Regions from separate parts of the Mus musculus genome. Here region 1 is linked to region 2. Evidence: chromatin loops called from intact Hi-C (ENCODE). Cell type or tissue: gastrocnemius. All regions are shown on one strand. Links, peaks and the distances in the headings refer to the core of each region. The heading gives the core; the rest is flanking DNA. Region 1 overlaps Ankrd36 (ankyrin repeat domain 36). Region 2 holds the start of Gck (glucokinase).

Region 1 (15,042 bases), core at 4,398-6,897, 250 kb before region 2:
TCTCGTTAGATGCTGAGAAAGCATTTGACAAAATTCAACACCCATTCTTGATAAAAAGTCTTGGATCAGGAATTCAAGGCCCATACCTAAACATGATAAAAGCAATCTACAGCAAACCAGTAGCCAGCATCAAACTAAATGGAGAGAAGCTGGAAACAATCCCACTAAAATCAGAGACTAGACAAGGCTGCCCACTTTCTCCCTACCTATTCAATATAGTACTCAAAGTCCTAGCCAGAGTAATTAGACAACAAAAGGAGATCAAGGGGATACAAATTGAAAAGGAAGAAGTCAAAATATCACCATTTGCAGATAATATGATAGTATATATAAGTGATCCTAAAAATTCCACCAGAGAACTCCTAAACCTGATAAACAGCTTCAGTGAAGTAGCTGGATATAAAATTAACTCAAACAAATCAGTGGCCTTTCTCTACACAAAGGATAAACAGGCTGAGAACAAAATTAGGGAAACAACACCATTCACAATAGTCACAAATAATATAAAATACTTTGGTGTGACTCTTACTAAGGAAGTGAAAGATCTTTATGATAAGAACTTCAAGTCTCTGAAAAAAGAAATCAAAGAAGATCTCAGAAGATGGAAAGATCTCCCATGCTCTTGGATTGGCAGGATCAATATAGTAAAAATGACTATCTTGCCGAAAGCAATTTACAGATTCAATGCAATCCCCATCAAAATTCCAACTCAATTCTTCAAAGAATTAGAAAGGGCAATTTGCAAATTCATCTGGAATAAAAAAACAAAACAAAACAAAACAAAACCCTAGGATAGCAAAAACACTTCTCAAGGATAAAAGAACCTCTGGTGGAATCACCATGCCTGACCTAAAGCTGTACTACAGAGCAATTGTGATTAAAAACTGCATGGTACTGGTACAGCGACAGACAGGTAGACCAATGGAATAGAATTGAAGACCCAGAAATGAATCTATACACCTATGGTCACTTGATCTTTGACAAGGGAGCTAAAACCATCCAGTGGAAAAAAGATAGCATTTTCCACAAATGGTGCTGGCACAACTGGTTGTTATCGTGTAGAAGAATGCGAATCGACCCATTCCTCTCTCCTTGTACTAAGGTCAAGTCTAAGTGGATCAAGGAACTCCACATAAAACCAGAGACCCTGAAACTTATAGAGGAGAAAGTTGGGGAAAACCTAGAAGATATGGGCATAGGAGGGGAAATTCCTGACCAGAACAGCAATGGCTTGTGCTGTAAGATCGAGAATTGACGAATGGGACCTCATAAAATTGCAAAGCTTCTGTAAGGTAAAAGACACTATCAATAAGACAAAAAGGCCACCAACAAATTGGGAAAGGATCTTTAACAATCCTAAATCAGATAGGGGACTAATATCCAATATATATAAAGAACTCAAGAAGATGGACTCCAGAAAATCAAAAAACCTTATTAAAAAATGGGGTACAGAGCTAAACAAAGAATTCTCAACTGAGGAATACTGAATGACTGAGAAGCACCTGAAAAAATGTTCAACATCCTTAATCATCAGGGAAATGCAAATCAAAACAACCCTGAGATTCCACCTCACACCATTCAGAATGGCTAAGATCAAAAATTCAGGTGACAGCAGATGCTGGCGAGGATGTGAAGAAAGAGGGACACTCCTCCATTATTGGTGGGATTGTAAGCTGGTTCAACCACTCTGGAAATCAGTCTGGCGGTTCCTCAGAAAATTAGACATAGTACTACCGGAAGATCCAGTAATTCCTCTCCTGGGCATATACCCAGAAGATGTTCCAACTTGTAATATGAACAGATGTTCCACTATGTTCATAGCAGCCTTATTTATAATAGCCAGAAGCTGGAAAGAACCCAGATGTCCCTCAACAGAGGAATGGATACAGAAAATGTGGTACATTTACACAATGGAGTACTACTCAGCAATTAAAAACAATGAATTCATGAAATTCTTAGGCAAATGGATGCATCTGGAGGGCATCATCCTGAGTGAGGTAACCCAATCACAAAAGAACACACATGATATGTACTCACTGATAAGTGAATATTAGCCCAGAAACTTAGAATACCCAAGATACAATTTGCAAAACACATGAAACTCAAGAAGAAGGAAGACCAACGTGTGGATACTTTGTTCCTTCTGAGAATGGGGAACAAAATACCCATGGAAGGAGTTACAGAAACAAAGTTCGGAGCTGAGAAGGAAGGATGGACCATCCAGAGACTGCCCCACCCAGGGATCCATACCATATACAACTATCAAACCCAGACACTATTGCATATGCCAGAAAGATTTTGCTGATAAGACCCTGATACAGCTATCTCTTGTGAGGCTATGCTAATGCCTGGCAAATACAGAAGTGGATGCTCACAGTCATCTATTGGATGGAACACAGGCCCCCAATGGAGGAGCTAGAGAAAGTGCCCAAGGAGCTAAAGGGGTCTGCAACCCTATAGGAGGAACAACAATAAGAACTAACCAGTACCCCCCCACCCAGAGCTTGTGTCTCCAGCTGCATATGTAGCAGAGGATGGCCTAGTCAGCCATCAATGGGAGGAGAGGCCCTTGGTATTGCGAAGATCATATGCCCCAGTACAGGGGAATGCCAGGGCCAGGAAACAGGAGTGAGTGGGTTGGGGAGCAGGGCGGGGGGGAAGGTATAGGGGGCTTTGGGGATAGCATTTGAAATGTAAATGAAGAAAGTATCTAATTAAAAATGCCTTAAAATATATAAATACATATATATTAATAGTTGTAATATTTTGGCATTTTGTTTATCCTCTATTTCTCAGTGTAACTTTTTCCTCCACGGAAAAATCTACTTTGGTCTCATTTTAGATCAGTTCTCATAGAACTGCTTTCCTACAGCATCTATCTGAATATATAATGCTCATTTTGTGTCTTTTCTCCCTTAGCTTTGAAACTAGACAAAAGCAAGTATATTATCCAGGGTTCTCTAGGGTAACAACTTATAGAGGGGACTTATTAGAATGGCTTAGGGGCTGTGTCCCAGCTAGCCCAACAATGATTGCCTGCTAATGAAAGGTCCAAGGACTCAGTAGTTGTTCAATCCCTGAGGCTGGATGTCTCAGCTGGTCTTCAGTATATGCTGGAATCCCAAAGTAGCCTCTAATGCCATTGGAGGAATGGACTTGCCAGCAGGCAATGAGCTAGAGAGCTTCCTTCTTCCATGTCCTTTTTTTGTCCAGCAGAAGGTGTGGCCCAGATTAAAAGTAGTATCTTCCCACTACAAAAGTGGCTTAGAGGTGGATCTTTCCACCTCTGGATCTGGATTAGAAATTGGGTCTTCCAACTTCAAATGCTTTAATTAAGAAAAAAATTCCCCACAGGTGTACCCAGCCATTTGGGTTTTAGTTAATTCTAGATATAATCAAGTTGGCAATCAAGAACATCCATCACGCAAGGACTCATTTGTTTTATTTGCAGAATTTAACACTGTGTTCTTTACTACAGGTATAGAGTGCTTACTTCTCAACATATGAGTGGTTGACTGTGAAAATACAGTCCCTGTGTGCAAAATACACTCACACATAATCTGTTGTCATGCTATCTTCTCTCCTACAGGTTCTGACAGCCCATTGAAGCTCTGGAACACAACTCACTCCGATGAAAGACTGATAGAGCTGAAGAATAGTCACTGCGAACTGCTTACAAGAAAACCTGGGAAAATGGGAAATATGAGAGAACAGACAAAAGTTAAAAAAACAAAAACCTGGTCACAGCATAAAGAAGTGGCATGGGACAAGCTCTGCACTCTGAGGCATGGTGTCTTAGTTGGTTTTAAATCTTTTATTTTATATGTGTGTCTGTCTGCCTAAATGTGTATCTATGTGCCACATGCATGGAACACCCCAGGGGCCAGGAGAGGGCATCAGATTGTCTGGAACTAGAGTTACAGATGACTGTGAGCCTCCCTATGGGGTAGCAATCCAACCCAGGGCCTCTCAAGGATGGCCCATGCTTTTAGCCACTGAGCCATTTCTCCAGTGCCATGACGTCTTAGCTTCAGAGGAACACTTTCACCACCATATTGTATGGCCTACAGGCAATGGCTGGCTTATGGTCTAGTGCTCTAGGAGAAGAACATTCTCAGTCCCATGGAGTGTGTTGTGTAATTATTAAGGAAAGTGTAACTGCCTCATTTGAATATGAATATTTTAAATAAATGAATTCATAATCTTCAAAACTGGAATTCGAGTGGCTATGCTGTTAATTCTTCATTTAGGAATGAGAATTATGTTCACTTTCATATTTTCCTATTACAGTTAATGCAAGAAATGCCATTTGGACTTTGTTTTCTGAATTTCTAAATATTTTGGCTATGAACATTTTTTGTTTTGTTTTAAAGAATGTATCTATTATATTTATGTGAGTTCACTGTAGCTCTTTTCAGACACACCAGAAGAGGGCATCAGCTTTTATTACAGATGGTTGTGGGTCACCATGTAGGAATTGAACTCAGGACCTTTTGAAGAGCAGTCAGTGCTCTTAACTGCTGAGCCATCTCTCCAGCCCCTCTAAATATTTTGAAAACATCATTCATATACATTACTGGTTCAAAGTGTAGGAATCTTTTTTAAAGCTTGGATCAATACATCTTACTTGTTGTTTAAGAAAAGCCTAATATGCATTTACAGCTTTATCCATAGAGCATGAAGGAGTCATTACTTCTCAACGCAGCCACTTTCACGTTGATGCAACTGTTCTCTTTAGTTAATTACTCATTTACTGTGCTACGGACCCAACAAAGGGCACCATGAATGACCAGCCTGAGGATGAGCTAGATCCCCATCTGCACTTCTGTTAACACAAATGAAATACAAAAAGAAATAGAGGACACTGGTTCATTTATTCCACATTTCTCTTTCATACATCCATAGTTGACTCAGATTCCTATGTTAAAGAACTACTCACTGCTACTAAATGGTTGGACCATGTATTGTCCACAAAAGACTATCAAGGTTCCTACGTGATAAGGAGCATTGGGCTATGGTTGGAATGTTAAGGAGAGCAGGGTGAGAGACAGCAGATGCTGGAGTCAGGTGAGAGAGCAGATGCTGGAGTCACTCTTCCGGGCCTGGGTGGTGCCTAACCTGGGGTGCTCCTTTACGATGTGAATCATTTTGGGGCACATCTGGCAAATTTTATGGTGGTGAAATTTTATTTCAAAGTCAATTTATTCAATTGTTTGGAAGGTAGATTATTTGTTAGTATAATGAAATCACAATGACCATTTTTCCTCAAAATGAGTTGCAATGTGTTTCAATACTCTAGGTTCCCCTTAAAACAAGATGAGAAACAAGAAAATGCTGAGTTAACGTTTCAACAAAAGAAGCCACAGTTACAAAGGGAAAAGGAGCAATGTGGTGGGAGTGTGGAGTGGACTCAGCACTCTGAAATCAGGACAGTGATCGCAGAACTGAAGGCCCTAGAAAAGGACCTGAGACAGGTAAACAGTTATGAGTAAAATTTCATATTCCTGAGAGTTTGATAGTATTAGTTAGATCACTCCAATTTTGTATATGTTTTCAGATACATATGTGTGACTAACAGAAAATGATCAGAAAGAGAAGGTATTACTTGCCAATTGAGCACTATGAAAATGTGAAAGTGTGAATTACACTAACTTGAGCCTTGCACATCATCACTTGACAGTATAATCTCTGGGACACCAGGCAGAGCTCTCCTGTGTTGACCTAAATGTTGCCACGCCATCCATTCTTGAATTGCTTAGAACAAAAATGTTACATGAAGGCATTAGTAGCTAAGTTTACAAATTATAAACTTGGCATCTAATAGTGTTCACCTCGTGTTCCTGGCTGGAGGACTAGAGGGTTGCTGGAGTTTAGCCAACTGCCACCAGGATGACCATCTAGTGTTTTATAGTAAACTGTGGGCTATTGATGTTTGGATCTGTAGTGAATCATGTTAGATCTTCTATAAGTAGCAGTATTACCTGTGCCCATTTCTGCAGCTGCTTCTGCGCTTTGACAAATTTGCTTATTCACGCAGCTTCGGTGATTCCTGTAAAGCGCTCATCCTTGGAACGGCCCCCCTGCTTCCGGGGCCTCATTTTAAAGTTCTACTGTGACGCTTTGGAGTTAGGGAGCATACACACAACTGGACTCAGTGAAATGATACTCTAGGAATCGGAGGACCAAAAGAGCCTGGCTGCAAGTTTCTCAAGAACAAAATGCCAGTGTCTCATAAGACAGGATTGAGGCAAATCATCTTTGCAACAAGATTTAGTAGCAATCGCACAAAGCACAGAGGAGGTCTGAGATGTTTAGGCGTTTTCCAATATGCACTTGTATCATGAAAAAGGAAGGAAATTTGAGCCTTAAGTTTACGCGTATAATGGACAGATGTGGGAGGGGTTACGGCAATGTTGAATTGAGTCATCTTTACTCCTGATACATAACCAAGACTGGTCTTGAATTCGTGATATCCCCCTTCCATTTCCCAAGTTACAGTAACGTTCTTAATTTAACTCTATTTGTCTGTCTGAATCATGGCATTCATGATAAGCTAACTCAAAGAGAAGGCTTTCAATGTTTTCCTTTAAAAATCTACTATCTACAGACAGATTTTCTAGTTTGGAACAATGATTTGACCTCCTTTCGTGTGCTATTATGGAGATTTATGTGCAATTTGTATACTTCACCTACTATGTAAGGAGGAAAAATAAAACCAACAGAGTCCCATTTTCCAAGAACTCCCTCCATTTAAGAAGACAGCAATTTTATTTCAATGTGCACAGCCATTGAAAGCCATAATATTCTGTAATATAGCAGATACTCTTCCGAAGTCACATCCTCAGGCCTAGATCTATATATCTCATTTTATTAACTTTATCTAACTCGTACAGGAATGCCAATGCAGTTTTATATAATGTATCTTAATGTTTCAATGTATAGCACTTTTATTCTTAAAGAATTTCATACGTGCATGAAATTCATTCTGGTCAGATTTACCTCCCCTCCTAACGTCTCCATTCCATCCAACTTTCATCCGCCTCTATCTGCGCTGCCCATAGATTCATGGACGTGGGGCCATTCACTGGAGCATGGCTAACCCTTTAAGAAAATTGACCCTTCTTCCCCTCCAAAGCCATAAACTCTATGGCTCCTCGGCCCAGGTTTGTGAGGCCCTGACCATGCTACAGTGTTGACTGGCTTGTTGACAGGTCTTGGAAAGGCACTACAGCTGCAAATGGGAACCCTGCATTTTCTATCTGATAAATCACCATCATGACTGCAATGGTCCTGTCATATCCAGAAGACGCTGTTTTACACTGGTCTTCCTGGACCTCTAATTCTTAAAAGCTTTCCAACCCCACTGCAGTAGTTGTCCCTGAGCCTTGGAGGATGGGGTGTAACATAGATGTCCCATTTGTGCCTGAGGACTGCACTGATGCTTATTAAATTACACACACTTACGCGAGTTGTAAGTTTCTACATTGATAGCCATCCACTGCATAAAAAAAAAAAAAACAAAAAAAACAAAAAACCCTCTGTAATGAGGCTTGAGACCTGCACTAATGTATGGGGATAGAGATATAGTCTTTGAGCCAGTTTGTTGCTGTGCCCATTTAGCAGAATAATAGTTGTAGGCTCATCCCTTGAATCTATGATGGCCCAGCCATGGGTTCTTGGCTAGATTTACAGTAGAGCATGAACTTTCTCCTATAGATCAGGCCTTATATCAACTCAGAAAGCCATTGGTTAAACCGTAACATTCATGCCATGTGGACATGGCGTCCACACAAGTCATTACTGTAGCTCACAGGTTTGACAGCTGAGAAATAAGGCTGTTGATAGATAATCTTTCCCTCAGCCACCTACACATATACATGAGTTGCCATGCAGGTGCTGGAAACTAAACCCAAGGACCTCTGTAAAAGCAGATGCACTTAATGTTGAGCCATCTCTCCAGCGCCATCTGTTAATTTCTTAATCTTAGCTATCCTGACTGGGCTAAGTTGGAATCTCAAAGTAGTCTTAATTTGCAGTTCACTGAGGGCTGACAATGGCAAATACTTTTTCAAGTACTTCTCAGTCACTTGTATTTCTTCTGTGAAGTCTCTGTACAGTTCTATAGCCCACTTTTAAACTGGGTGGTTTGTTTTCTCACTGTTTACTCTTCTGAGTACTTTGTGCAATGAGCAGTTTCCTTTAAAGTATAGAAACTTTTCAGTTTCATCAAGTGCCACTTACAGATTGTTGGTCCTATTTTCCAGGAAACCAGGGTCCCATTAAGAAAGCCTTTTCCCGACCCTATATCCTGGCATGTCGTCCTATATGCTGACTTGCCCTCCCTATACATTTTCCCAGAAGTTTCAGGGGTTTGTACTTAACATTAAAATCTTTGATCTACTTAAAATTGATTTACAGATGACTTTTGCACATGATGACAGAGAAAAATCAAGTCTCCGTCTTCTCTGTGTAGATATCCAGTTTTCCCAGCACAGTTTGTTAACAGTCCTGTTTTTTCTCTAAGATATGATTTTTATATCTTTGTGGAAAAATGAGGTGGCTGTGCATATTTGGCTTATATCTGGGTCCTCTGTTCTGTTCCACTGATTATTGTGTCCACTCTTGCACCAGCTCCAAGCTATTCTTAGTGCCGTGGCTCTGTACCCGCACTACTGTGTAATAAAACTTGAGCTCAGGAATGGCAATGTCTCCAGCAGAGTTTTTATTGTTCAGAATTGCATTAGCTGCCAAAGAGCCTTTGTACTTCCATGTGAAGTTTAAGATTATTTTTTATGAAGAACTGCATTGGAATTTTGATAGGGATTATATTGAATCTATAGATGGTTTTTGATAAAAAAGGCCATATTCACAGTATTGCGTCTACCAGCCCACGTGCATGGGAGGTCTCTCCGTCTTTTGGTAGCATCTTCAATTTCTGTCTTCAGAATCCACTTTACTGTGTTTATCCCCTCTGGGGGTTTCCTGGTGCCATCTTAGCATTTCTCATATACAGAACATGTTGTCTACAAACGGATCTGTTGGCTTCTTGCTTTACATCTGCATCCCTTTTATTTATTAACCTTAGTGCTCTAGTGAAGACTTCAAGCACTATGTCCAATCGGAGTGGAAAAGCCAACACTCCTGTCTTGCCTTTGGTCTCTGTGAAGTGCTTTGGTACATCCCTGCATTTATCACAGTGTTGGCTATAGGTGTGTTGTATACTTCATTAAGTTGAGCTGTGCTCCCTCCACCCCTTTCATTGGTGAATCATTCCTGTATCTATGGAATCATCAACTCGACTCTGATTAATGATCTTTGTGATATAATCTTGGACTCAGGTTGTCTGTATTTTATTGAATTGCTATGCCTATGGTCAGACTTAAAGAGGCAGTCTGAGTTTCTTTTGTGGTTGATGTTATGTTTATCTGGTCTCAGTATTAGGGTAATCCTGGACTCATAGGAAGAGTATGGAAGCCTTTCTTCCTTTTCTATTTTATGGAATAATTTTAATAGTATTAGCATTAGTTCTCTGAAGTTTGGGTAGAACTCTACAATGACTCCATCTAGTCCTGGGCTTCTTCTAATATGGGGAACTTTTTATTTCTGTTTCATTCTTTTTTTTTTTTTTTTTTAAAGAAATGATTTTTTTTTAAGATTTATTTATTTATTATATGTAAGTACATTGTAGCTGTCTTCAGACACTCCAGAAGAGGGAGTCAGATCTCGTTACGGATGGTTGTGAGCCACCATGTGGTTGCTGGGATTTGAACTCTGGACCTTCGGAAGAGCAGTCGGGTGCTCTAACCCACTGAGCCACCTCACCAGCCCTCTGTTTCATTCTTATTGGGTTATAGATCTGTTTAAATTGTTTATTTATCTCTTTAATTTTAGTGGAATGGAGGTTTAAAAATGTCCTTAAGATTTTCCGCATTTCATAAGTTTCTGTTACTATGTCATCTCACTTTCATTTCTGAACTTCACTAACTTGTATCTTTTCTCTGTTTCTTTTTGCTAATTTAGCTAAGAGTTTGTCAATCTTGTTTATCTTTTCAAAGAACCAACTCTTCATTTAATTGTTTGTTTCTATTTTATTAATTTCTTTTTAGTTAATTCTCTTTTTCCATCTACTGTTTTTTCCTTTTGGTTTGTTCTTGGTTTTTCAGAGTCTTAAAGTGTGTTTATTAAATTATTAGAGATCTCTCAATTTTTTTGAGGTAAGCATTAGCATCATAAATTTCCTATTAGGACCACCTTCTTGTGTCCTATAGATATAGGAATAATATGTTTTCATTTTCATTCAATTCTAGAATTTTTTATTTTCTTGATTTCTTTTTTATTCAATTATATTAATGTTTCTTTTTCTTTCCTTTTTTCTTCTTTCTTTCTTTCTTTCTTTCTTCCTTTCTTCCTTCCTTCCTTCCTTTTTTTTTTTTTTTTTTTTTTTTAGACAGGATTTCTCTGTATAGCCCTGGCTGTCCTGACTCTGTAGACCAGGCTAGCCTTGAACTCAGAGTTCTGCCTGCCTCTGCCTCCTGAATCTGTGTACTTTCTACAGTTTCTCTTGATGCTGATATCTAACTTTATTTCATTGTGATTAGATAGAATGCAAAATGTTATTTCAATTTTTCTGTATTTGTTGAAACTTGTGTCCTAATACACGCTCAGTTTTGGAGAAAGTTCCATGAACTACTGAAAAGAATATGTATGACTTGGTGATTGGGTGGAATGTTCTATAGATATCTGTTTGGTCCATTTAACTCTGGTATTCCTCAATTTAGTTTTTGTCCAAATGATGTGTCAATTGATGAGTATAAAGTATTGAAGTAACCCACTGTCACTGTACATTGGGGCTAATATGTAGTTTTAGACCTAGTAGAATGTCTTTAATAAAATTGAAAGTACAAGTGATGGTATGGGTATGGTTATGGTTGTGATATCATCTTGGTGAATTGTTCCTTTAATAATCATGTAGTGACCATCTTTATTCCTTCTGGCTAGTTTTGCTATGCAGTCTACTTGCTCAGATATTAGAATAAATATGCCTACTTGTTTCTGTTTCCTAGAATATCTTTTATCATTCTGGGATATTCTTGAATATCTTGCTTCCTAATCCAATCTACTAAGTGTCTATGTCTTTTTATTGGGAAATTGAAACTACTAATATTTAAAGTTATTACTGACATGGAGAAATGGCTCAGCAATAAAATTCTCTTGCAGAGAACAGAAAATACAAAGCTTCTTGCTTCCATGGGCACCTGACACGTGTGTACAACCACACACATACATACACACACACACACACACACACACACACACACACACACACACAGAGAGAGAGAAATTTAAAATAAAAATAAGTTATAGTGTTGTTATTAAAATATGTAAATGAATTCCTGCCATGGGTAATTTTTTGGTATTTTCTTAGACTTTATTTTCCAAGTGTTCAGGGGTTAGTTACTTACTCCCTGTGATCCCTTGGGGATGCTTATCCTTCTCCTCTGACTGAAGCATTCCTCCTACTCTCCTCTGTACATCTGGTTTAGGGCTCATCAATTCCTTTCATCTCTTTCACTTTTTTTTAGTTTTGCTGGGTATAATAATATGGGTTGATGGTTTGGGCCTTTTAGAACTTAGAATGTGTCTTTCCACTTCTGGCTTTAAATTTTTCTATGAAATAATCAGCTGTCATTCTGGTGGGTCTATCTTCAAAATTTACCTGATTTACCTGATCTTGGAGCTTTCAATACCCTCACTTTATTCTGTGCTTTTAAGGTTTTAACCATAATATATCATGGAGAGTTTCTTTTCTGTCTATGTGGTACCCTGAAGGACTCTTACACCTGGATGAATAACTCTTTTCCCAGGATTGAGAAATCTTTATTGAAAATATTCTCTACACCTTCACTATGGTTATTCTCCATCTTTTATGCTCATTATTATAATGTTGGGTCTTTTCACAATGTCCCAACATTCTCCCGTGTTTGATTATTTCTAAATTTCTCATTGACCTTTACTGAGTCATCTAATTCCTCTACCTTGTCTTGTAGTCCTGATACTTTTTTCCACAGGATTCATCCTGTTGAAGAGATTTCCCATTGATTTCTCTTAATTTTTTTTTTTTTTTTTTTTTTTAGTTCTAAGACATTTAAGTTTGGATTTTTCTGCAATTTTCTTTATTAAGTTAGTTATCTTGAATTGAGTTCAGCTGTTCATTCAGGTCTTTGTTCTTTTGGAGTCTACTCCTATCCTCTCTGAGTTGTTTAAACACAGTTATAATAATTCTCTTGAATTTTTTGTCTGGAAGACCTGCCAAGTCATTCCCACTGGAGCTCATTACTGGGGAATTAGTAATTAGAGGGAACATGTTGAGGTAGATTTTTGTGTTCCTTTTATCTCTCTGCTGGGACTTGCACATCTGAAGTAGTTTGTTGGTTAAGTCTCTTTTTTGTTGTTGAGTGCACACCCTTATACTGATACAGCTACAGGACAGTAGCTCTGATAGAGCTGAGCCACTGCAAAACATCTTTCTGTTGGGTTACAATGGAAAATACACATACACACACACACAACCACAATGAACTCATACACAGATGCAGGAAGTACTGCCTGGTGGTCAGCTCTGACTCAAGCCATGTTAGACATAACAGTTCATTGATCTTTAATTTGATGGGTCCTGTGTAAAGTTTTGTGGAATTTCTTAAGATTAGCGAACCTCAGAACATATTGAACATAACAGGATATGTGATCAGCATTGACCTTGCTCTGAGTCAAGTTATTTTTCTGTGTCATGTTACAGAACATGTTATAGGCACGTTACAGAAACAATATAAAATACCTGGCAAGCATAGAACAAAATGGCTGCAGCTATACTCGGGAACAGACCTCAACAAAAAGATGGCCACATTTTCTTTTGTGGAACTGGTATTGAGGACTGCAGTTTCCATTCCTACTTTTCTTTGGGGAATCTACTACTGTCTGCCTGAATAGACACTATTCAAGTCTCAGCACACCCCTGGCTGAGCCTCTTGTCCACAGCCTCTCTTATGGCTCAAATACCTTGACTCACCCCTGGTCTTACCACTTTCATTGGCATAACAGCTGTATGAAATATCAGATTTAATTAGAACAGAAAATATAATAAAAATACTAGTGCTTAAATACACTTCCTCATGAGCCATGATGTATAGATACTCCCCAGTCTAACCATTCTGGCGTTGGAGTGCGGCAGGCACTGCATTATCAACTCCATTTTATAAGTGAAGACAGCATGATGTGGAAAATTGGTAGAACTAAAGTTCACACCTCTCCAAAGTGACTGAACTGGGGTTCAGACCATTATGGCAGCTGTGAAAATCCAGTCTCTTTTTTTTTTTTTTAAAGATTTATTTATTTATTATATGTAAGTACATTGTAGCTGTCTTCAGACACACCAGAAGAGGGAGTCAGATCTCGTTACGGATGGTTGTGAGCCACCATGTGGTTGCTGGGATTTGAACTCTGGACCTTCGGAAGAGCAGTCGGGTGCTCTAACCCACTGAGCCATCTCACCAGCCCTCCAGTCTCTTTTTACCTCCTTTTGTTTTGTTTGGATTTTGTTGTCTTTAACTTGTTTGTTTTGATTTCTGTTTTTGTGAGGAGGTGTTTCTTGGATTTTTTGTTTTGTTTTGATGTTTTAAGAAGAGAAAGATAAGCCGGGCAGTGGTGGCACAGGCCTTTAATCCCAGCACTTGGGAGGCAGAGGCAGGAGGATTTCTGAGTTCAAGGCCAGCCTGGTGTACAAAGTGAGTTCCAGGACAGCTAGGGCTATACAGAGAAACCCTGTCTCAAAAAAAAAAAAAAAAAAAAAAAAGAAGAAGAAGAAGAAGAAAGAAGAAGGGAAAGATAAAAAGAACATTAAGTTGGGTGGGTTGGGAGAATCTGGGAGGAAATAGGAGAGGAGAAAATTTCAAATTGTATGAAAATGTTTTTAACTTTAAAAAAGCTTTTAAAAGACAGGTTGAGCCAGGCAGTGGTGGCGCATGCCTTTAATCCCAGCACTTGGGAGGCAGAGGCAGGCAGATTTCTGAGTTCGAGGCTAGCCTGGTCTACAGAGTGAGTTTCAGGACAGCCAGGACTGCACAAAGAAACCTTGTCTCGAAAAACCAAAAAAAAAAAAAAAAAAAAAAAAAGAGACAGGTTGAATACAGACAGGTTGAATACCTAGAAACAGGCCACAAAGAAGGAAGATTAAATTTAAATAGTTGCCCTGTCTTAATTTAGCTTTCATTGTTGTGAAAAGACACTCAGACCAAGGCAACTCTTACAAAGGACAACATTTAATTGGAGCTGGCTTACAGTTTCAGAGGTTCAGTCATTATCATCAATGTCCGGGCAGACATGGTGTTGGAGCTAAGAGTTCTACATCTTGAACCCAAGGCAGCCAGTAGCAGACTGTCTTCCAGACAGCTAGGAGGAGATTCTCAAAGCCCACCCCACAGTGACACACCTACTCCAACAAGGCCACACCTCCTGATAGTACCACTCCCTGGTTTCTCAAATCATTTATTAAAATATCTAATTTTTACCTAAAACATTCTGTCAGTTTTTATCATCACTGGCATAGGGATATGATCATTCATATATGTATATATAAACCAGTTTTTCAAATGATGGGTCTTGAGGTAATCCTGGAAATTCAGACCCACAAATTTACACATTTTACACATCCTAATTTGTGTATCCAACAAGTTGTGCTTCTGTGCATGATAAATGTCAGTTAATTTTCCCGTAGATAGCAGATAGCGTTCATTACCTTAAGTATGGTAGAGCTAGAAGTCTGTTGCCACAGCTCAGGTAACTCTACAGTTACAGTGTAAAAGTATCCAGGTGAAGGGGACAGCCATGGTCTCACGAATCCCTCCAGGAGAATGGGTAGAGGGCAGACTGAATGGTATTAACAACTTTGTTTTTCATTGCTCATTTTAGTTGCAGGAATCACAAGATCAACTCACACAGACAGTACAGAGCTCTAAGAAGATTCGAGCCATCTTGCAAAGGTATAAA
Region 2 (15,042 bases), core at 7,762-10,261:
CTGCAAAGGTTGCAAGGGGGAGAAGCCCTTACCCACAATCATGCCGACCTCACATTGGCGGTCTTCATAGTAGCAGGAGATCATTGTGGCCACCGTGTCATTCACCATTGCCACCACATCCATCTCAAAGTCCTGCCAAGAAGTACAGAGACTGTGGACATGGAGCTGAGGAGAGGGCCCTGTGATGAGGGAGAACATCCGCAGGACAGCCCCTGAGGGCAGGCAAAGCTATGCTCACCCCTCTCCTCTTGATAGCATCTCGGAGAAGTCCCACGATGTTGTTCCCTTCTGCTCCGGAGGCCTTGAAGCCCTTGGTCCAGTTGAGCAGGATGCCCTGTAGGGTAGGATAGCCTCATGGCTGCTGCACTGACATGGAGCTGTGGCCTTCAACCAACCAGGCCATAAGGCCATGACACTCCCAACACCTTGTTTCACATTTGAGGAAGTAGACTCACACAGCTTTGAGAGGCACTGGGAGCAATTTTCTACACACACACACACACACACACACACACACACACACACACACACACACAAAGAGTGAACCCAGGACCGTGAGAATTTGGGGTAAATGCTCTATAACCCCAGCCTAAGAATGCTGAGCAGGAAAGCTCAGGGATACGACTTCAGAGCAGAGGTAGGCCAGGCAGAGCCGGGCAGAGCCGGGCAGAGCAGTGCTGAACGACACTGGGTTCCTCTCTTACACTGAATCCTGATGCACATGGATGAACCAAATGTGCCTTTCTCTGTGGATCTCAGGGCTTTAAAAACGACAGGAGGTGGGAGGTTGGCTGTTGCTTTTGTCCCTGTGGGCGTGACCAGGTTTTGTCTCAGACAGAGGTTGTAATGATTTGCCTTGTCAACTTGTCCCAGTGAGGAATCACCTGGGAAGGGAGTCTCAGAGTCTCAGTAAAAGCAAGCATGCATTCTTTGCTCTTTGTTTCTGATTGTGGATGTGATACAACCAACCTTTAAGCTCCTGCCTCTGAGACTTCCCTGCTGTGATGTACTATAACCTGAACAGTGAGCTAAATTAAGGCCTTTCTCCCCTATGTCTCTTTTGTCAGAAGACTACTTATTCATGGTAACTACGAAGGAAACTAAAGCAGAGATCTTATGATATGTGTGCACGTGTGCACGGGTGTGTATGTGTGTGTGTTTTGTAGGATTTTTTTTTTTTTTTTTTTTTTTTTTTTTTGGTTTTTCGAGACAGGGTTTCTCTGTGTAGTCCTGGTTGTCCTGGAACTCGTTCTGTAGACCAGGCTGGCCTCGAACTCAGAAATCCACCTGCCTCTGACTCCCAAGTGCTGGGATTAAAGGCGTGCGCCATCACGCCCGGCAGATATTTTATCATACTGTGAACCCTGAGATTATGTTATTTACTGAAGAAAAAATAAACCTATATTCAGTTAAGATGTGGCTCACACACCTTTAATCTCTTTGGCTGGAATACAGACATACTCTTAGGACACACTTTTGATCCCAAACAATGAAGGTGATGTTAGTTTGCAAAAAGAAGCACCCATGTTTGAAAGTGATGTCGAATTGCGTGGCAGACAAAGTGACGAATCAGACAAAGATTTGACAGAATAGGATCTGCCCAATTATCAGAGAAGAGAGAGGAAAGGGAAGCTACTTGAGAGAGCACAGAAAGAGAAAAAAGATAGCAAAGTGGCAGTTTTACTGAAGAGTTTTACAGAGACAGGTTACAGAGAGAACAAGCTAGACACAGGTAGAGATAGAACAAGCCAGAGAATAAGAAGGAGCCTGAAGATTAGAACAGGTTGCTAGAGGTAGTTTGAGGCCATGCAGAGTAATTTAAGAGAGGAGGAGAGAGAAGCCAAATTGAATCAGTCAGCTTGGAGAGAAGTTTGAGCAAGAACAGCTGAGTTGAGCCAGCTAGAGTTCAGAAAGAACAAGAAAGGGTGAGCTTATTCAGCAGGAACTCCCAGAGGCTGAAAATATTCTATGCCTAGGTTAGATTGTATGAAAGCTAGAAGCTTCCAGGACTAGGCCTAGGTTAGCAGACAGAGGTGGTAAGCCTCCAGACAACAGTTACATCAGGAGAATAAAAGTTACATTGAAGTATGTGTGTGTATGTGTGCATGTGTGTCTGTCTGTGTCTGTCTGTATCTGTGTGTGTTTGTGTCTGTGTGTCTGTGTCTCTGTGTGTGTTTGTGTCTGTGTGTCTGTGTCTATGTGTGTGCCTGTCTGTGTCTATGTGTGTCTGTGTGTGTCTTTGTGATGTAACTCATAAGGTTGTGCTTGCTGGTGGGTAGATTCTCAGAACTTTCCCACATCTGACTCAGAGTGAAGCAGCTTGGTATCTTTCTGCTCTGTGGTGAACTGGGCCTCACTCTTACAGCCTGTTGCCACCTCCCACTACAAGCGACTTGCTTAACCTGTTTCATTATCGGTACTGGGGTGACCATAGCATGTCTCCTGAGAGGCTTTGCCACACAGTAAGAATCAACTGATTTATGTCTATTTGCCAAAGCTTTACTGATAGGAAGTGACAGGGGTCACAGTTGCAATCCCCACTCGGCATGGGTTGGGGAGCTGCAACTGAAGGCAGTCTCGGCAGAGTTCTTCCCAAGTGTTTCCACCCATTCATCTCCTCTCTCCTCCACCTGCTCACCTTGTCTATGTCTTCGTGCCTTACAGGGAAGGAGAAGGTGAAGCCCAGGGGTAGTTTCTTGTGTTTCATCTGATGCTTGTCCAGGAAGTCAGAGATGCACTCAGAGATGTAGTCAAAGAGCTAGGAGTTGCACCAGTGTGGCATTAGGTCAGGGCTGGGACAGTAGCAGTTCTCTCTCCCCAGGAACTGTACCAAAGTGTCTCTTGGAGATGTTAAGACATTTGACCCCTGAGGCAGCTCCAGTTCTGCCTCACCAAATTCCCACTTAGAGCATCTTCTCCCCTCATCCACACTCTTAGGGACAATGGGAGGCAACTGTATGCTGGACCTGTCTAGAGTTTGCTTCTCAACAGGACTAAGGCCTTACACTTCCCTGGGTGGAGCACCCTGCACATTGCAGTCTCCAGAGCAAGGTGACACAGCACAGGACTGGCTGGTGTTAAACCTGGATGACTATCCTGTGAAGCTCTGGGTGGAGTCCATTCTTAGCTATGACTATGATTTCTGTCTCTTTTGCTGTTTCCCAGGTATACTGGCCCCCTGCCCCCGCTGAAGGCCGATCCTAATCCCTTCAAGTGGGACCACTCAATCACTGGGCATTGCTGACACATTGCAGATGGATGAGGGAGCTGGGTCATGACATGCCTGGTTCAAGGTCTGCTAAGGGAAGGCTGAGTGGCTATAGGCGACCTCTTGCCTGGTTGCCCCTCTGGTAAAGGGTTTTGCTTTGTCCCTGGGGATGTCAGTGGGGGGCTCTATCTTAACCCGGGTCCTTCTATTTCCTGGTCTCCCATCTGGGTCTTTCTCATGCTTAGGGACCTTTGCTGCTTAGGCAATGTGGCTTCGGCCATGCCACTTGGCATATCCTGTTGCTGGGTAATGGCGGCCTGTGAGGAAGGAGGGGCAAGTATGGTTCTGGCTGCTCAGTCCTAAGCTTTGATTTTCCACTAGGAAATTGAACAGGAGCTGGGGTTTTCTCTTGCTGCTGACCTTTCTTCAGCCCCTTCTTGTTCTGGGCCGGCTGGGATTGGGACTTGGGATACTTTAAGCCTCTGAGACACCTTCTTGAGTCTCTGAAGCTGGGTGGACCTCCATCACTCCTGTCCTTGGAACCCTCCCATCAGGACCAATTCTCCTGAGGTTCTGGGTGACGTTGACCCCTAGCCCTCCTTTGCCAGCCCCTCTGGCTGCTCACCATCTCCGCAGTGCCCGTCATGGCGTCCTCGGGGATGGAATACATCTGGTGTTTCGTCTTCACGCTCCACTGTCCTGCCTCCCCCTCCCCCACTTTCACCAGCATCACCCTGAAGTTGGTTCCTCCCAGGTCTAAGGAGAGAAAGTCTCCAACTTCTGCAGGCAAAGGGAGAGATGTTCAGTCTCGTGGCCCACCTGACGGGTGGACTAGGTCTGGGGAGCCCAGACAACGTGGCTGAGGGGATGCTAGCCTAGACACTGGGGGTGGGGTAATGCTAGAGCAACCTGTGGAAGGGTCAAAGGTGAAGTAGGAGCACCAGCGGGAAAACCCTGCCTTAGGTAGAGGCAGCCAGAACCTAGGGAGCTACACAAGACCTAGAGTGACAGACCAGACTCTAGAAGAGGAGGAGCTTCCCCAGGTGACCTCAGAGACAAAAAGGCCAATTCTCCTAGGGACTGATATCTTTAGGCTGGACCTGAGCACCCCAGGGCTTCAGGTAGCTGGACAAACGCAGGTCCAGTGATTCGGGGATGTCATCGTTTGCCTAGAGGGTCCTGTCTAGGGACAGATGAGCCCTGAGGTACCTGAGCCTTCTGGGGTGGAACGCACGTAGGTGGGCAACATCTTTACACTGGCCTCCTGATGGGTCTCCAGCTTCAGGCCACGGTCCATCTCCTTCTGCATCCGGCTCATCACCTTCTTCAGGTCTTCCTCCTGCAGCTGGAACTCTGCCAGGATCTGCTCTACCTATTCGGGGAGGGAGGGGATGGGAGCAGCTATGGCTGCCGCTAGAAGCCACCACACACCAAGGGTCTCTTTTGGTCCTCTGACTCCCGATGCAGGATGGTCTACATCTCAGACTATTTACCATCGTTGATTTCAAACATTCCAAGGCCAGACCTTCAATGGTTATTGGCCTGGGAGCTCTGGGGTGGTGATCCCAGGGAGATGGGTAGCCTTTGCCCTTAACAGGACCTTGGCAGCACGATGACTTAACTTGCCTCCCCTTGTCCCTAAGAGTGTGGATGAGGGGAGAAGATGCTCTACGTGGGATTTGGTGAGGCAGAACTGGAGCTGGCATCACTGTAGAGAGCCAATATTTTTCTGCTGTAAGGCTTTATGGAATGAATAGGCCAGTCAGGATGCACAGGGTAGCCAAGACTAGAGTAGGTGGAGTGACCTCTAGCGCCAAACGGGTCTGGCTAGCAAAGCATGGCGTCCCACAGTGTGCAGGCTTTAAGTGGAGAGGGAGGGCACTCTGGATACTGACATGGGAGACCTGTGTGTGAATAGCTCAGATCCAACACTGCCATTCCTGCATATGGATGGCCTCCTCTGTTTCTTTCCTAGATTTGTAAGATTTCCTGAGAACTAGCAGCCACAGGACACGTGTCTTCTCCTTTCAGGTACAGCAGTACAAAGGAACCCAGTGACTGCCCAGGTGTGGTGGCACATGCCTTTGATCCCAGTACTTGGGAGTCAGTGGCAGGAAACCCTGTCTCAAAAACCAAACCAAACCAAACCAAACCAAACCAAACCAAACCAAACCAAAAACCAAAAGGGACCCAATTATAAGATATTTTTGGTCTTGGGGAACAAGGAGGGTTGATCTTAACAAGGGTTCAATCCTCTGGCCATGGTGGGCCCCATCCCTGCCTCTCTGTAATGGCTGTCCCTCCTAGTGAGTAGAGGCCTGGGCCCTGGCTGAGGGTGAGGTTGAAGGTGAGGGTTAAGGTTGCCTTCAGTTCAAGATTCTCCATAAAAGAAGCCAACACTTTAGGCTGGGGTCTCTGAAAAGGATGAGGGCTAGGGAGATGGCTCAGGGTGACGGGGTAAATACATGGCTGGACTCTGGCTGATGAGGGCTCCAAGTGACTTGTACTTTCCTCTTGGAGTTGAGGAGAACTTGTCCAGAGCTTAGAGCATTCTGGTGAGAATGTAGCGAATGGTACCTGCTGTTTCTTATTTCACTGTGGCGAGGGATTGGCAGGGCCAATATGTTTGTGCCATCATCTTTATACAGATGTTGGAAAGAGCACGTGTCCTGGATGGTCCCAGGTTCTGCAGTTTCTATGTCACTGTACCTTGAAGGCCTGGACATGACTGAAGCCAAACTGATGCCAAATGTCCAGAAGACCAGGTATTGTCTCTATCAAAATTTAATTTTGATTCAGCAACTTCAGGACATAGAATATATGAACACATCACAGGAAGGACACAGGACCTCCTCTACAATGAAATAAGACCCACAAAAAAAACCCCTAAGACACTGCATTCACTCACAAGGCCATGCCGAAGAAACCCAAGACACATACCGCCACCATGCCACCTTCTGCAGTTTTCCAGAGAAGGGGGTAGAATTTTCTGGCATTGAGGAAGTGAGAAAGGACCTTCTGAGAGCCCAGCCCCACTCTCATAAACAGAACTGCACCTGGCCTGTGGATCTGCCAACATTTAAAAATTTATTTAAAATTGAGGTCCTTCTACAGAAGTCTCCAACAAACTAGGTCTGCATGCTCAGGAGGCTTTAGGGAAGTGGAGAGGCTGCCCCCAAGTGGTAGGACCTGGCCACAGAACCCTCATTCTGAGCCTTGGCCAAACCAGCTAGGCTTCAGTACTTCCCATACTGACCCAGACCACTGTGGCTAGAAGGACACCTCGCATTCCCCACGTTGTCTTTCCCAATGCAGGCGATGCAGGTCGGAGGGTGGGTGCTGGAAGAGGCTTAGGCTGCAGTAGCTAACGGGCTCTGCTAGACAGCGCCTCTTCGTGTGCACTGGGTCTGAAGATGCCCATACTCCTGGCACCAGCTCAGTGTGCAACCCTGGGGAGAGGCTTCACAGCCCTCAGGCTGCGGGTTTGGGAGGGGAAATGGGCATTGTGTCAGTCTTAACAGCCTCTGTGCATTGTGCACATGAGCAAGGATTGTGGGCCAGGCCTATCGTGGGTATCCCTGGGACACTCCATATTCCTGAATCATTCCAAGACAATCCAGGGTTGCTAAACACACACTCTACAACCCACCCCCACAAAGCCACGGTGTGCAGAGCCTACAGAGCCAAGAGTGCGGAGCTGGGTTGTAAGCAGAAGCCTGGACTCGGAGCCGACACTCGCCCATTGGGATCCTTCCTGCAGGACTTCAGGAGCTGGCTTTGGCAGGTGTCCAGTTAGCCATTCTCACGTGTCTCTAGAAGTACCTCGTGCTGCAGGGAGACCCTGGTAGCTCACTAGATTCTCTTGTGGGCCTTGTCTGAAAAGTCACAGGACACATAACCAAGGTTCATGGCCACGAGCAAACATAGGGCTTTTCCTGTGGGAGGACTCCCTTCTCCTGAGTCCCCTGAAGAGCACTGGCAGGTTTCCTGAGCTGATGCCAGTTCTAGCCAGTGTGCTCTGTGGTGTGTGGGATGTTAGAGAAGAGCTGAGAGCATTTGCTGTCTGTCTGTTTGTCTGTCTGTCTGTCTATCTGTCCAAGCACAGTACCACACGAGGCCAGTGCTCACGGAGAGTCACGGAAGAGAATTACATGACAGTAGAGTTGAGTTGGGTGGTGAGGCAAGGAAGTGGGTGTCAGGGTGGGCTGAGGGGTGCAGCTCCTCACTTTCCTAGAAAGTGAGGAAGTTGCATAGAGGGGAGAAAGGAGTCACCCCGACAACCACGAGAAGGCTAGAGACGCCTGGCTACAGAATGCGGACTTCTTGAGACAGGGTGGAACTGGGTGGCATTAGGCTGTCTCCAGAATCTGTGTACTGTGACAGTGCACACAGGACAGAGATGTGGTAAGGTCTAGAGAACATACAGACATCTGGTGACAGCTTGGTCTAGGGGGTTTAGGAAGAGACACACTAGGAGGATCACATGGACGAGCCTGAGCAGCTGCAGCAGGGATCCACTGGGATTAGGCATCCTGGGAAACCAATCTAAGCAACCCATCTGCCTGCACATAGCTGCCTCAAGTATGTATGGCTGGCTGTGTGCAGACACAGTTCAGGGAAACAGTGGGGAAACAAGCCCTTAGCATGGAGATGTTCTTATACAAGTCTGGATTAGGTCACAGGGAACTAATAGCAAAAGTGGGAGGGATAGAGCTGGCAGGGTCAGATCCCTGAGCACACTCTGATTGCCCACCTTATAATGCAGGAAAAAAAGAAGACACCATCAAGTGCTGTGTTTACCATCTTAGCAGTGGGAGAGGTAGCCCCAGGGAACTGTAGACCCCAGAGGATCTGGACAAGGGCCATAGCAGCCTACAGACAAAAGCCACAGTTCTGAAGGTCCAGAGACAGTGTCAGCACCTGCATGTCCAGTCTTAGCCTGGATCCTCTTTTCCAAGGTCCTATGGTGGCTTTATACAAAGGAGTGAGTGGCCCTAGGTCAGCCATCCACATACTTCTGGAGAAGAAAGCCCCACACTCTACTGAGTACAGCCATGAGGTGCCCCTTAGAGATGAGCAGCACTCAGAAAACATCCCGAGGCTAGGCACTGTCATTCCAGAAACAAGCCCTGGTGGACTCCTCAAGAGCTGGACAATCGTAGCACCAATGAGAAGGGATACAGGGAAGAAGGGACAAATCCAGGTCTCCTACAGGATCGCACTCATCCTTGAACCAATCCCTCTCTCCAACCTGAGCATGCTGCCCTCCAGGTCTCCCCCAATTCAAGGCCTTTGGCCTGTGAGGGGCCCTTACCAGAGTCAACGACTGGGCTCCCCTCCTTGTAGTATCCACAGCCATCTGAGGATAAGCAGGGGTCGTTGGGGAAGTAGAGATGTTCCTGACTCCCGAGGCCACCTGCTGTGGGTGAGGACTGTCTGGCTGAGTGTTGCAAAAGACAGGCAGCCAAGGACTTCTGCACTAATGGGTCAGTCTGAGAGGTGGCTCCTAAAATACCCTGCCTACTGCCACGGGGTCAGGGACAGGGCCAGGGCCAGGACAAAGAACCACGTGGGATCAGGTTTGACAAAGGCCACAGGGACAGGGCTATGAGACAGGCTACCATGTTCTCTGAACACTGGTTGGAGCTGCTGTGGAGAGGTTGATGAAGTGGCTGGAGCTAGCCCACTCACATGCCCCCTTCCAGACTTGTTACAGAAGATGATGATCGGATGCTTTGAAACAGGTAGGCACGAGGAGCTGTGTGAGCCAGTGAGGCTTCAGACTTGTGGGTAGTGGAGATCCTCATGGGGTTTCACCTATGGAGGGTTGGCTATGCACAGCCACACAGTCTGGGGCTCCACCATAGAACTTGGCTGGGAAGGAGAAGCTGGAGGAAGGAAGGAAGGAAGCCAAGCGTTTGTGGAAGGGAGAGTTTGGTCACGGCATGGACTGGGGCAGATGGGAAGGACATCTGTGCACATACAAGCTGGAGAAGATTCAGGTCCTCTGGCTTCCCTGACACCCCCTCCCCTGCAAGTAAAACAATTTTTTTTTTTAACTATTGTGGAATCTTCTTAAATTTCCTTTAACCCAAACAGCAAGAAATAGAATAGAAGAGGCCGTTAAATTTTGTGACAGCAATGCTCAGGACATTCTGGGCTCTTCTACGGGGTTCAGACACCTCCTAGACCTTTCTTTGGGTTTGGCCAGGAGTGACCCCAACATACTCTGCACTTGCTGGCATTTCCAAGCCCTGCTAAAATTAGCTGCCACTGGCAAGTATGACAGGGTACATAGGGTGCCTGTCAGAATGCCAGGTTTTCCCAAGATTGGCCAGTATGGTCACCCCTTGACACGATTGATCACTTTCCCAAAATAGAGCAAAGCTGGCCTCACCAGACCTCATATGACAAGCCTCTGACTACCCAACCCCTGGCTCTGAGCCCCTTTTGCTTTGGGGGTTGAGCTCATGCCTGAATTTGGGGTGGCTGGTCTTGGAGCTGCCTGGGAGCCTTGCTCCCATCTCCTGGGCAAGTCACAGGAGAGGAAGAGGAAGAGGAGGATAGAGGAGGAGGAGGAGGAGGAGGAGGCAAATCTTCAAGCTCTAATCTCTGGGAGGTGGGAGGAAGGGTGTGAACCAATGCAAAGCCAGAGACAAACGGAGCGGATTTCTGTCTCAGCCAGACTGCGCATGAGCAGCAAGCATCCTCCCAGAACATGTCCCAGGGCGTGGTCTCTTTCCAGTCACTGCACCTTTGAGGGAAGAATGGGATCTAGTTGGCTAAGCACCCAGGACAACTCTGGCAACTCACCGCCCCCCCCTGTGAATCCACCTCGTCCAGGAGTACCATTCTGCAGTAAGGACACGTAGCTCGATGTTCTTCCTACACTCAACAGTCACGACTGGAGAGGAGGGGACAGGACAGAAGGTGCCTTAGGGATGAGATCTCATGATGGACGCACAGGACATGGAAAGCTGCATGAACACTGTGTCTGCTTGGATTTGGAGAAAAACAGAGCCTTGCAGCCATGAGTTAGAGCATTTTCCCATCTTCATCTTTCATTTGATAGAGGGAGTGAGTAAACTGAAGGAACCATTTTCTGTCCTAGTTGGTGACCTTCCACCTCCTTTTTTCTCCTCTCATGTGTATGCAAGCATGCGTGTGTGTGTGTGTATGTGTGTGTGTGTGTGTGTGTGTGTGTGTGTGTGTGTGTGGTGTTCATATGCACGTGCATGCACCTATGCACTGCCATGCAGAAGAGGCCAAAGGAGGAGAATATGTGTGTCTTGTCTATCACTTGCCATCTTCTCTGTTTGAGACAGAAGCGAACATGAAGTTTATGTTTTCAGCTAAGCTGGCTGCGGGGCTCTGCCTGTCCCTGTCCTCCAACTTCTGGTGTATTAGTAATGCAGAGCCATGCTTGGGTTTTACGTGGGTGCTGGGGATTCAAACTCAGTTTCTCTCACTTGTACATCAAGTGCTCTTACTCAGTGAGCACCCCTCCCCCACCCCGGTCCCTGTGCCTTGTTCAAGAAGTCATTTCATACACGTGGCTGCATTTTCTATTCATTTACCTCAAGGTATCAGCAGGACAAGGATAGTAACTGATAATCAAGCTTATTCATTCTAGTATCAAAAAATAATAATCACAGCATTGGGCAGCACTTCCGTGCAGTCGTAACAAAGGTCACGTGAAAGCTGACAGGATAGCTCAGCAGGTAGAGCACTTGCCATGGAAGCCTGGTGACGTTAGTCTGATCTCTGGAACCACGTAAAGATGACAGAGAGGGGGCTGGGAAGATGGCTTAGCAGTGTAGAACTCTGATGCTCTTCCAAAGGACTCAGGGTCAACTCCTAGCATCCACATGGTAATAACTCACAACTTTCTATAACTCCACTTCCCTCTTCTAGCCTCTCTGGGCACCAGGCACACGCATAGTGCAGAGACATACATGCAGGCAAAGCATCCAAAAGCATAAAATAAAGAAAAAGTAAGATGGAGAGAACTGCATGGTTGTGTGTGTGTGCACTCATGTGTGTACACCATAGAGCGGGTATTCCACAGAGCTGTTGTCTGAGCTGGACAAGTGTGCCATAAGCACATATAATAATAATAATAATAAGTTAAAATTTTAAGACAAAAATAGTTTTTAAAAAGGTAAGGTTGGTTCTTTTTTTTTTTTTTTTTAAATGTATATGGGTGTTGGAATGGAACCCAGAAGAACAGCCCGTGACAGGCCCTCTCTCCAGCTTGTCAGGCTGATCTCTAAAGTTAGCACATGAAATGTCCCTCGCAACTGGGGGTGCTATCTACTTTGGAATGTTGTGGAACCTCTAGGAGGTGGAGCCTCACTAGAGGAAGTGAGTCCCTGGGTGGCAGGCCTTATGGTTTGATAGCCAGACCCTGTTAGGGACAAGCAAAAGAAACTTGTTTAAAGAACTGCCATTTTGTTTTCAGACTCCATTTAGTCTTGGGGGAAACTAAGTTCAAGGTCCTAGGTGCTAGGGGAGATTGGTGCTAGGTGCTAGGGGACTTTCCCACAGCTGGACAGCTTCTCGAGTTAGGGCAGAGTTGTCTGAGTTGTCATCTCAAGGGTAGCCTCCATCTTGCTGGCAAGGGGAAACCCAGTTCAGGTTCTCAGGCTCAGGAATCAACGCCCATCCTGATTGATGGGGAAATGTAACTTGGCACAGATGTTTGTGATTTGTGAGCTTAAATATTCTGGCTCACTGTTATGGTTTAACTCCAGAGTCTGTTCTGCTGCTCTGATACAGTAGTATTGGCTTGATTCTAACACATTTTTATCATATGCACTGGCCTGGTGTCTGAGTTATATTGGATTTAAACAGACCCCAGAACAATCCCACTTCCTGCCTTCTCTTTGCTTCCTGACTGTGGACTCAGTGTGAAACCAGCTGCCTCGTGACCTAGAGCTATTCCTTCCCTGCCGTGATGGAATGTGTCCCCTAAAACCAGAAGCCAAAATAAGACTCCTTTTAAGTTGTTTCTTAGCAGACACTGTCACAGCAAAGGTAACTAACACAGTATGCAAAGATGTCAATGACTGTCTGTTTAAAGGGATTGCAGCTACCATCCTGCAATTTCCTACTAGACACTGGCCTGGCATACGCTTCGGCTATACCTCCTGTGTGCATAGGTCTGTCTTGGGTAACGGATAGGATTTTGCAGAAATGATGGCAGCTATGCCACAAGACACTGTGGTTCCTGTCTTTCTCTTAGTCTGTTCCTTCTGAGGGAGGCCAAGTGCCATCAGGTGAGAACATGACATGGGAAGAAGGTGTCCCCATAACATTGGGAGGAAAAAATGAAGACACTGATAATCTGCCATGTTGGCAGCAGATCTACCAGCCACAAGCCTACTCCCTGATGCTGCTGCCCAGCCACTCCCTTGACTAAATCTCAGGAGAGACCAAAAGGCAGACCACCTGCTGGACCCACAGAAACCATGCAGGAGAGTAAAGTCCACTTGTCTTAAGTCTCCACGTCTTGAAAGTAATTTTTAAAAACATAACTGGGCTTGTTAGCACGTTGCTAACATAAAGCAAATGGTACTTTCTTTTTTATATTGTTTGTTAATGCTGTAGTTTTGCCATGGAGATGAGAAGGAGATGTTGATGATGTTCATGTTGAAGGAAATATGACAAATATTATACCATAATGATGTGAATATGATATATATATATATATATATATATATATATATATATATATGTATTTTCTTCAACTTGTTATGTAGACTAGGCTGGCCTCAAATTCATGGAGACTCACCTGCCCTGTTACAAGTGCTGGGAGTAAAGGCAGGAGCCAGCACACATCACTTGAATATTATTTTAAAATTAAGTTTAAAAAATAACAGATTAGAGAGGTATAGCTATTTTTTTTTTTTTGAACAAAAGGTCCAAGGCCCAGATTCTCAGTTAAATTGGCCACATTTCCAGGCTCCTTATCTAGAGGGAAATGAAGCAGATGCCAGGGAGTCCACAATGCCAGACCACCCCCAACTGGCCTGTTCTCTGGCTGCCCTCAGTATTAGTCTAGTTCCAGGTACAGGTACCCTGATGCAATGGGGTATGGAGGCCAATGAGTGTTGCAAGTGTTTGCTTAGCGCAGAGTGAACTAGAAATTGGCCGGGCCTTTGTGTAAAGGGGCAGGCCATAGGCCTGGTGAGTGGGAGGTGTCAGACGGTAGAAAATGGTTTGTGACCAGGGTGTTGGGGATGGAGAACAGGAGGGAGATAGACTAAGAGACAGCAGAACCCACCCTGACAAATGCCACAGCTACCTGAGATCATCGACAACCTTTTGTAGGATGCTGTGGCAGAGTTTTGACCAAATTACAGGTTGTATGCTCTTTGGAGACTGAGGCCCATGACATTTAAGAGGTTTAGAAGGATGCTCCAGCCTCAAACCACTCAGTGGGATTCATACCCAGGCCATTCTAATTCCAAGATTGTTAAGATTTAAGCACCTCTTGCTTCTCCTCCTTTGTCTTGCTGTATAGCTATGATGCCCTCAAACCCATGATCCTCATACTGCCACCTTCCAGGTGCTGGGATCGTTTGTCCAAGACTTTGTTCTTCCGGACTAGATGTGGAGGGTGCATTCTAGGGCTAAGCACATGGGTCAGGAAACAACCTCAGAGCTGCTTCCGTGGGAAACAGATGTAAAGGAGGCGTCGGCTTCCGCTGGCAGGTGAGGGGATATGGTGGCTAGTCTGCTTGTCTCTGAGAGCAGGAGGGGATGAAGGTCTGAGAAGCCAGAACTCTACATGGGGTGGAGATGGGGCATGGGGGCGGAGCACGGAATGGGGCGGGACAGAGTGCAAAGCGTGGGGCGGGCGAGGGGGCGGGGCGTGGAATGGGGCAGAATGTGAGGCGGGAGCAGGGGCGGAGAATTGGGTGGGAATGGAGCAGAGCGGTTCTGTCTTGATGCCAACTTCATCTACTCTGCTGCTGCCCACTGCAGTTGCCTTTCTTCACTGATATCAGAGCTGGGCCTCTCCAGGAGTCAGCCTTTCCTCCAGCCCCATTCCAGGACAGTGGAGATATCTAGACTTGAGTATCTATCAGAATTTCAGCCTCTCCAGTGTGACCAACAGGCACTGTTGCATCACCCAGACCATATGGTGTAAGCCACGCTAGTAAATCCCCTTTTAATATATAATTCTATCAGTCATGTTTCTTCAGAGAACTCTGATACAGTATGTGAAGAAATAGGGATCACGAAAAAAAAAAAAAAGAAGGAAACTATTAATCAGGAATTCAGACTCTGGAGTCAAATGTCTTAGACATGATTAGTAGATGGAGGATTCGGGGAAGTCAGGAGAGACATGTATCAACAGATCAACAGATAAGAGATGGTCCATCATAAAAGCATGGAAGGTATTAAAAACGCAATAGAAATCTGAGGGCTTAAAAGCATAACAGATGTGGAAACGTCACTGAAGAGCTCAATGGCAGATTTTTAAAGCTATCTATTTTTATTTTATATGTTGGAATGTTTTAACAGCATGTATGTCTGTGCATGTACCACGTGCGCGCTGGGGACCCTTAGAGGCCAGAAAGAAGGCACTAGATCCCGTGGGACTGGATTTACTGACAACCTTGTAAGCCACCACGTGAGTGCTGGAAATCAAACCTGAGTCCTCTGCACTGAGCCATCTCTGCAGACCTCTGCAGACCATCCCATGGGACCCATCGAGCATGTCATTATAAAGACAACTGCTTTTAGAAGGAGAAGAAGGTGATGAGGGGCAGAGAATAGTTGGAGAAATAGTGGTGAAACAGTTTCCAAGTCTAATGAAAAATACA

What was found. A loop is a pair of places that touch in the nucleus more often than their neighbours do. Peaks named below come from ENCODE experiments on the same cell type or tissue, not always from the same donor. Only the 100,000 strongest peaks of a DNase experiment are listed, where the experiment ranks them.
Region 1: a loop joins it to region 2, with 3 times the contacts of the local background. A loop is called at or near these places in 2 of 42 quality-filtered maps.

The regions. Positions count from the first base shown.
Region 1 is chr11:5,657,054-5,672,095 of GRCm38, forward strand. It overlaps Ankrd36 (ankyrin repeat domain 36), which reads left to right. Exons shown (of 27, transcript NM_023816.3): 24 at 3,590-3,785; 25 at 5,300-5,474. Among named protein-coding and RNA genes, the nearest start is that of Mrps24, 43 kb to the right of the region's middle. In gastrocnemius, for the core only: no CTCF peak of the experiment used is centred there; no DNase peak of the experiment used is centred there.
Region 2 is chr11:5,906,445-5,921,486 of GRCm38, forward strand. It overlaps Gck (glucokinase), which reads right to left and starts at 8,691. Exons shown (of 10, transcript NM_001287386.1): 1 at 8,523-8,691; 2 at 4,418-4,580; 3 at 3,834-3,988; 4 at 2,639-2,758; 5 at 239-334; 6 at 33-132. The coding sequence starts at 8,567. Gm11967 (predicted gene 11967) reads left to right here and starts at 8,823. Exons shown (of 2, transcript NR_166847.1): 1 at 8,823-8,952; 2 at 9,890-10,318. In gastrocnemius, for the core only: no CTCF peak of the experiment used is centred there; DNase peaks (open chromatin) are centred at 9,121, 9,530 and 9,911; H3K4me3 peaks cover 2,021 bases; H3K27ac peaks cover 2,500 bases.